3 separate regions of the Homo sapiens genome follow, and all the other regions are linked to region 3. Evidence: chromatin contacts called from ENCODE Hi-C or POLR2A ChIA-PET data. All regions are on one chromosome and are shown on one strand. The core of a region is the stretch at or near the end of the contact, and the rest is flanking DNA. Distances in the headings are between cores, read along the strand shown. Region 1 has its middle 48 kb from the start of IGLL5. Region 2 overlaps BCR (BCR activator of RhoGEF and GTPase). Region 3 holds the start of SLC2A11 (solute carrier family 2 member 11).

What was found. Hi-C counts contacts between places; a loop is a spot of excess contacts on that map. ChIA-PET counts read pairs that join two places held with the same protein, here RNA polymerase II (POLR2A). Pooled maps may share reads with other maps.
Region 1: a pooled map shows a loop between it and region 3 (4-fold over the local background). The contact joins the enhancer-like site here to the promoter of SLC2A11 in region 3. A Hi-C loop is called at or near these places in 2 of 37 single-sample maps with no recorded cell type and 4 of 50 pooled maps.
Region 2: a pooled map shows a loop between it and region 3 (6-fold over the local background). The contact joins the enhancer-like site here to the promoter of SLC2A11 in region 3. A Hi-C loop is called at or near these places in 2 of 50 pooled maps. POLR2A ChIA-PET finds 5 or more read pairs at or near these places in 2 of 52 experiments (activated B cell and activated CD8-positive, alpha-beta memory T cell).

Annotation. Positions count from the first base shown.
Region 1 is chr22:22,934,266-22,936,965 of GRCh38, forward strand. No RefSeq gene overlaps it. Among named protein-coding and RNA genes, the nearest start is that of IGLL5, 48 kb to the left of the region's middle. RefSeq lists a silencer at 1-22 and an enhancer at 1,193-1,572. Within about 2 kb of position 1,431, at least 4 of the 41 ENCODE cell types and tissues checked have a DNase peak (open chromatin) inside an H3K27ac peak, as active enhancers do.
Region 2 is chr22:23,219,140-23,221,844 of GRCh38, forward strand. All of the region lies in intron 1 of BCR (BCR activator of RhoGEF and GTPase), which reads left to right. Among named protein-coding and RNA genes, the nearest start is that of BCR, 40 kb to the left of the region's middle. RefSeq lists enhancers at 1,156-1,235, 1,323-1,617 and a silencer at 2,698-2,705. Within about 2 kb of position 1,417, at least 16 of the 41 ENCODE cell types and tissues checked have a DNase peak (open chromatin) inside an H3K27ac peak, as active enhancers do.
Region 3 is chr22:23,856,537-23,859,236 of GRCh38, forward strand. SLC2A11 (solute carrier family 2 member 11) reads left to right here and starts at 1,339. Exons shown (of 12, transcript NM_001024939.4): 1 at 1,339-1,493. The coding sequence starts at 1,464.

The DNA.
Region 1 (2,700 bases), core at 181-2,680, 920 kb before region 3:
ATTTATAAAACACGTGGACACATGTTATCCACCTGAGCCACTCAGGGATTCTGTGAGGCCACAGCCAGAATCATGGTCCCATTTCACAGGTAGGAAAACTGAGGCCCAGAGCAGTTAGATCCCAAAAAGCCAGAGCCAGCTCTGTGGTGTCCTGACTTCCAGCCCAGGGCCTCCCATCTGACAAATGGAGAAACAGACCAGGAGAGAAAGGGATCTGCCCGAGCTCACATAGGCGCCCCTGTGTGGAGGGGCCCATGTAGAGGGGCCCATGTGGAGGGGACCTGTATGGAGGGTGGCATGTGGAGGGGCCCACGTGTGGAGGGGCCCATGTGTGGAGGGGCCCGTGTGGAGGGATCATGTGTGGAGGGGCCCGTGTGGAGGGATCATGTGTGGAGGGGCCCATGTGGAGGGGCCTGTGTGGAGAAATCATGTGTGGAGGGGCCCATGTGGAGGGGCCTGCGTGGAGGGGCCCGCGTGGAGGGATCATGTGTGAAGGGGCCCGCATGGAGGGGCCTGTCGGTAGGGTGCCAGGTAGAGGGGCCCATGTGGAGGGGATCTGTTGGAGGGTGCCTGTGTGGAGGGGGCCTGTGTGGAGGGGACCTGTGTGGAGGGGCCCGTGTGGAGGGCGCTGTGTGGTGGGACCCGTGTGGAGGAGCCTGCATGGAGAAGACCTGTATGGAGGGTGGCTGTGTGGACCACTGCCCTCTGCCAGAGACCAGATTGTTCACTTCCTCCACCATTCCACAGCTCCAGCCCCATTTCAGGGGTGCAGAAAAGAGGCCTGAAAGCAGCATGGATGAGAGTTAGGGCTACAGGCCCTGATGGCCATTCCTTCCCTGTGCCTTGGGAGATGCAAGGAAGGAGGGTGGCTGCAAAGGCCTGTGGGAGCCCAGAGCACTGTTCTTCCCAAAGGGGCATCTGCCCTGGGAGCCCAGACCTCAGTGTCAGACAGAGAAGGGGTCCCCCCACCATGCTCAGCCCTCATCAACCCTTGACCTTGAGCAATCTGCTTCTCTTCTGTAGCCCTCAGTTTCCTCATCTGCCCAAGGGGGTGATAAGAGTCCCTCCCCACAAGGTAGGTTTGCGGATTGAGATGATGCCTAAGCTGTGCCTGGCCTATGGGGACCCTCACCTACCCTCAGTCATTGCTCTTGCCTGGGCCTGCGGGTGACACTGTGTGAACCTGGGCAAATGCCTTTGCCTTCCTGGGCCCAGCCTTCCCTCTGGTCAAGGAGGAACTGGGTCAGGGACCCCGAGTGCCAGCCATTCAGGAAACCAGCAGATTCCTGGGTGAAGGGGTTGGCCAGGGAGGCCTGAGATGGGAGTAGGGTGGGGGCCAGGCCAAGGGATGGGGTTGGGGGATGCGCTTTCCCAGCTCTGGTGGCCCTGCCTGCAGCTGGCCACCCCTGGAAATCCCCAGGCTAAATTTAACCCCAAGTTGGCTGAAACCAGAACTCAGAGTGACAAAAGGAGAAAAATAAGAGGAAGAGAAACTGAGCTCATGGCCACCCGGGCATGGGATGAGTGACAAACAGGCCCAGGTGTGGCCCAGGAGGAGCATGGGGCAGTTTCAGGGCTGCTGCTGGATGTTTGTGCAGCTCACAGGTGGGGGCAGTAGAGCCTGCGCCCCACCCCACCCCCTCCTAGTCCAGCCCCTGGGCCTGATGCTGCCCCCTGGCTGCCTCCCCACACCCTGAGCTCCATCCTGGGTCCCAGGGTCCACCAGAAGGCATCTCAGAACCAGCCAGCAGTGGCCCTGATTGTCAGCAGGACCCCAGGGAGGGGGGTGGCCAGGACAGGGCTCTGAAGCCCCCACCCCAGGACCTTCCCTGGGCAGAACGAGTTGGTGAGGGAGTGATGAGCAACCACAGGCCTCCTAACTTCCCAAGCTGGCGATTCTGAGAGGCCTCAAGGCTGAGACACGGTTCAGCCTTTTAGGCCCTCCTGAACGTGTCCCCTGTCTCCACAGCCTGGGAATGCACTCTCTTTTGACCCAGAAATCCTGCTCATAAGAATTTATCATGGAGATGCCAGAGAGCCAGTGCATGTGGATGTTAGCCAGGGAGCTAACAGCAAAACGTGACAGAAAAGAGCCCGAGAGCAGATGCCAGCCTCACATCCACATCCCCAGATGGCCTTGGAGAAGGGCCATAGACAGATGTTCACAACAGGGCAAGAAGAAGTGAGGAAAGAAGTTCCCATCTTTGTGATAAGCCCATGATTTCATGCAGAAAAAGATCTGGAAGGCGCCATACCAACGCGCTAACAGGGCCTCTTGGGCAGTGCAGGATCAGAGACTTGCTTTGTATTCTTATTTAATTTTTCCTGTTTTCAGATTTTATAATCGGAGAACAAAACATTAAGCCAATTTAAGATGTAAGATCCTATAAAAATGCTGTATTCGATGATGCGAATGGCATCTGAAAAGCCTTGAACATATTATCCCAAAGAGGCCACCAGATAAGACGTGACCTGTGTGTGCATGAATCCCTGCATTTTTATCCATACCTAGATGCACATCCGTATCCACATCTATTCCCCGGGGCTACCGGTTGCGGGGGTAAACTGTAGGTAATATTGGTTTTCATTTTGTACATCTAACTTTTTTCATTTTTTGACAATCATTATACATTTATTATTATGAAAAATAGAAGGTTTTGTCACTTAAATCAACATGTTTATTCCAATTCACTTAACATT
Region 2 (2,705 bases), core at 167-2,666, 640 kb before region 3:
AATCCAGGGGGAGGGGAGAAAGTGAAGCAGCAAAGCCCTTAAGCCGACAGATGGCCCTGGTGGGGTGTGTCTTCCAACTGGGTAGGTGCTTCTCAAGGCTGAAAATTCCAGTGAGTCGGTGAAAGCTGAGCGTGCCCACCAAAGACACTTGAATGGGCGGCTGGCATTTTCAAGCTCTGTTCCTTATGTTAGACGATGTTGTTTTAGCACAAAGCCTCCCCCCGGATCCCAAGCCTCTCCCCACCATGGCTCCAGAGTCATCCCTATGTGGAACCCAGCGGGGCAGTCTGACCTTGTCCCTTTGGCTGTGACCCTGTCCCACCCTTGGCCTCTGTCCCTGGTTCTTGCCCAGGTCCACTATTGCATGGCCAGATTCATCCTCACAGGGACCTGACCGCTGTTCCCTTCTCACAAACCTCTGAGTTGCCCATGGGCTGAAGGTCAAGGTCACGCATCTCAGGCAGGCAGGTGTGCAGGACCCTCCACGCTCGTGGGCACTGGCGGTGCGGGAGCACAGCTCCCTCCTCTCTGCTAGCTCTGAGAGTCCCCCGCCACCCCTCTGTGTGCTTCCTGCACCCCCTCTCCTTGCCTAGAATGTCCCCCACAATGTCTCCACTTGCCCAGCTCTGTCCTCTGTGTCCAGCTTTGAGGCTACTTTCTGCAGTCACCACTATTATCCCACCCCATGTAGTTCTCTGTCCCCGACCTGCATGTAACCTGTTTCCCTCCTCCGGCCGCTCTCAGCCGCTCCTTCATGCCTCCTTCCTGGGCTCCCTTTGGTACTTGTGTGTGCACCGCCTTCTCGCCTCCAAGTCTGCAGTTCCTGGAGCATTGAGTCATCCTGTTACCATTGCTTCTGACTCGAAGGACACGGCCCCTTGGGGCTGGCTGGTGTCATGTGTGGCTGCACAGAGGGGAGGGGCTGTTCTGCCACCTGCCCTTTGAGGCTGTGTGGGCACGGTTCCCTCTAGAGCTCCATGTCTAGCAGAGCATGCGGGGGTCCTGCTGTGCCCCCACTCCCATAGTGCTTGAACCACTTCACCCCTTGCATGGGGACCAACAGGATCTACCTCCCTCTGTCGAATGTACTTCTGAAAGGAGGAAGGTTACACTGAAGTTTCACCTACCGTCCATGGGATTTTGACCCTGCTGTAGTGACAGCTGCATGTTTGGTTCTAGGGGAGGAGGGGTGAATGACTTATCTTGGAGAAGCCAGAGCCAGGTGTCAGGGAATGGCCTCTGTGTCTGCCACCTCCTGCTGCCTCTCTGCCTGGGTCATTTGGTTCAGTGGCTATAACTGTCTTGGAGCAGCATTTGCTTCCAGGTTGGGTTCAGGTATGAAGTGCTGAAAACATGGGAATCCCTGAGCCCAGCCCCACCCAGGCTTGGTCTGCTAGGGGAGGTGGAAGCAGGGCTTCTGAGGCCCTGAGGCTGCCTGGGGAGTGCGTTTCTTCTCCACCCACTTGCAAGCTCAGCTCACTTCCTCTTACTGTATACTTGGTGTTTCATTCACACTCCTTGCAGCATGCTTCTGGGATATGATGAAAATCAGCTGTGGGTGTTGATTTCGGAGCTGGGCAACGATCCTCTCTGGACCCGCATTCCCATCTGTAAGATGGGGGTAGTAACCTCCACCCTCACTGCTTCCTGGAATTGTTGATGCATCAGAGAGAGCAGCCAGTTTGCACTGTGGGCTTCCAGGGAGATTTATTTCATGCCATGGTTCCCCTTTTGGATAAGGGGCTAGATTTGCTTTCTTCATCAGATTGTCCCCGGGGACACACACAGGAGTTGCTCTCACGTCGTTGCCTCTTGGTATCTTTGAAGCCTGTCTGTTAGAACCCGCCTCTTTGATGGTAGGGCAGGATTTGGAGAGGTGATGGCCTCTTTGGGTTGAATTTCTCACTCTAATGGGCTCACAGTACCTTCTGATTACCTCCTGGTTCAGCTTCCTTGACAACAAACTAGAATTGCTTCAGATGCAATACTTCATTCTTCCTAGTGCATGAGTAATTCATATCCACTATTTGCTCCCTCTTTTACAAATTGGAGGATGGCGATGCAGATGGAAGATGACCTGCTCATGCATCAGGCCGAGACTTCAGGCTTCCGAGGCACATGTTTGAGGTTGAGACTCCCTAGGGAGAGTGGAGTCACCTTTGCTTTGCAGAGGAGCCATGGGGGACCATGTCTCAGCACCTCTGAAAGGTTTTCTGCCCCATCCAGTCTGCTGCTTCTCTCCCCTCCCTCCTTCACCCTGTTCCCCTTCATCAGGGGTGTAAATGATGGTCTTCCTGTCTTCCCATGCACCTCCCTTAGGACCAGAGCAGGTGGGAGATGTCTTCACAGGAGGGTTCCAGGATGATAGGTTTGGAGCAAAGGGCTGGGGGCTTCTGGGGAGCCCCATTCCTGCACCTCCATGCTGAATGAAGAGGCCACACGAGGATGCTCACACTGCTCAGTGCTTCTTAGAGAAAGCTGCTGGCTCTGATTAGGTCTGGTAGGGGGCAGGGTCCTTATTTCTCAGGACTCAAGACAGATCCTCAATCAATGGCAAGAGTCATTTTTGTTTTCCCGCCAGGCTCACTAGAGTTTCTGTCTCTTCCCACTTTTCTTTGTGGGACAGCTTTCGGGAGGGTGGGGTTGTCTTTGTTATGAGAAGTGACAGCCAGATGGACTCAGTGGCTCACACCTGTAATCCCAGC
Region 3 (2,700 bases), core at 89-2,588:
TTATTATAACTGCTAATATTTTGTGTTTTTCCTTAAAAATGCAGTGTTTTTAGGAATTAAAGTTCAGAGCAGCAAAAGTCAAACAAAAACCAAGTCTGAGCAATAGAGCTACTACAGTGCCCATCACAGTGTCTGCTCAGGTGACTTCTTAAGGTCATGTCCAGCTCTATGTTTCTGTGACCACAAATAGCATCTTTGGCAAGTCTAGTTTCAGTTGGTCTTTGTCCAGCTCCTGGATTCCTCCATGCAGGGCCTGAGAAGCCCTGAGGGATAAAAGATTAATCCGGTTCAGTGGACTCTGTGGTTCCTCAACTCCAAGTGCCCCCAGCATAAGTCGGACCTGCCTCTCACGCAATGGATCCCCTGGCGGCAACCCGAGACCGGTTCTCCTACCCGCATTCCGCCAAGTCTCTCGCTCTGCCCAGGACGCACAGATGAGAGCGCTCCGAAGACTGGTGGGTCTATCTTTCGGTCTTTCCTAATTTTCCCGTCCTCTGGGGAAAGGTCGGGGATACCTGAACCAAAGTGTGTGTGTGTGGGGGGGGGGGGGTGTAGGTGGGGCGTGCATAGATGTGCACAACCAAGGGCTTGGCCCTCCGGAGAACGCCCAGGGGCAGTGGCCTCCGAGGTTCTGGCGGCCGGCAGTGGCGACCGGCGCAGGGAATCGCGCAGGGTTGCGGCTGAGGTCAGACCAGCGAGAGACAGAGACCCGCAGACATTTAGTCCAGAGACTGTAGCAAAGGAGGGGGACGAGGGGCCAGAGCCGGAATTTCGGGGGAGGACTTGGGAGCGCGGCGACCAGAGTCGCTTGCTGGCACTTGCGAGGGCGAATGCAGGGGCTTGGCCGAGATGACCTTGGACCAGAGCTCCCTTCCGGCCTGCAGAGATGAGCTTGGGGCTTAGCCGAGTAAGGAGTGAGCGGCTTTTCAGCCTCAGTGCTGCGGCAGAGGCGGATGGAGGATGAACTGGAGCCGTCCTTACGGCCTCGGACGCAGGTGAGCTCCCAGCGGCGGCGACAAACCCCGCGGCGGTGACCCCAAACCCCCCCCCCGCGGCGGCGACTCCCCCCCAACACGCTGGGGCGAACTCCCCAGCACCCCCAGCCCTTCTTAAAAACGCTGAGTCCGCGCATGCGCCTCAGGCGCCCTCCGCGACACTCTAGCGGCTCTGCGCTTCACTGCGCCTGAGCTTGAGTCTCAGGCCTTAGTCCCGGCCATCGTTTAGCGTTGCGCGAACCCTCAGCTGGTGCGGCCGCTCTCAATACCCACTGCGCTTGCGCTACAGCTTCGTCTCGACGGGTTTGCTCCTCTCAAACGCTCACTGCGCGTGCGCTAGCGCCTCTTTCACCACTGGGCGCTGCGCGCTGCCCTTCCCTCCGCGCACAGGCTGCCGGCTCACCGCTTGCTAATGGCAGCCGGGGTCTCCCTGGGACAGCAAGACCTCCGCTCAGGCCCCTCTTTCGAATGCTCCACGCCCTCCTGCGATCTAGAATGGTATGAATTCTCATACTTGCCCAGACCAGGCGTTTCAGATGAGGGATTGCGGACCTGAGTGAACTGCGCAGGTGCAGCCACCTGGGAGGCTTAACTAAGTCGTCAAATGTTCAAAAATATCGTGCTTGTATGTACAGTGGCGTTAGGTGCTAGGCTCAGATGTGCATAGGCAGGTGTTTACGCCCAGGGTCGGCCTGTGGGCCAGAGCAAGGTTGCTGGACCCTGGCATCCCAGCCCCCAGAGATGCTAAATCCTCTGCCGATCAGCCCTGACCTCAGAGGCAGTAAGCCCTCCGAGCGCTGCAATCCTGACTGCTCGCCCCCTCCCGAGACTGTTTCCCACCCCCGCCTCTTTCCTCCTCATGCTCCCTCAGCTCTGACCTGACGTCCTGCCTCACAGAGGGAAAGGGCGCAGCCAGAGGAGAGCGCCCGCACTGCACTGCCCACCGCTTCTAGGGGTTCCTTCCCAATCTGGACTGATTTCTTTAGGTATTTGCATGGCACATTCCCTCACCTCCTTTGTCTTGATTTGCACTTGTATTCCTTGACAGCCTTATTTAAAATAGCACCAACTAAGGTGGGAGGATCGCCCAGGAGTTCGAAGCTGCAGGGATCTAATAGGATCTCACCACTGCACTCCAGCGTGGGCGACGTAGCGAGACCTTGTCTCTAAAAAATAAAAATAAAATAAAATAAAATAAAATAGCACCACCTGGTCCAAACACTTCCTACGCCCCTTCACTGCTTTAAGTCTCTGTAGCACCAGCTGATGTACTATATATTTTGCTTGTTCATTTTGCGATTGCTTGTCTTTCTCTGCTGGAAGGAAAGCTCTGACAGCTCATGGATTTTGTCTGTTGTTCACTGCTGTATCCCAACACCTAGAACAGTAGGATTATTGACCATAATAGGGAGGCAATAAATCTTTGTTTGCTGAATTAATGGTCCCTATCGTAGCTAATGTCTGAATGCTTACCATGACCAGGCACGGTATAGGCAATCTCCATGCATGATCTCATTGAATTCAACGATTTCCTGTAGTCTTAGAGACCTGTCAATATCTCCTGCTACATGAGCTCAGCTGCCATCAAGCACTGTGTTCGCTGCTTCCTTCACATCTGCTGTCTTAAGGGAGCTCTCACTTCCATGCGGCCCCCGTGGAGCTGTAATTTGGCCTCAATGGGACCAGATGCCAGGTTTCTCACCTG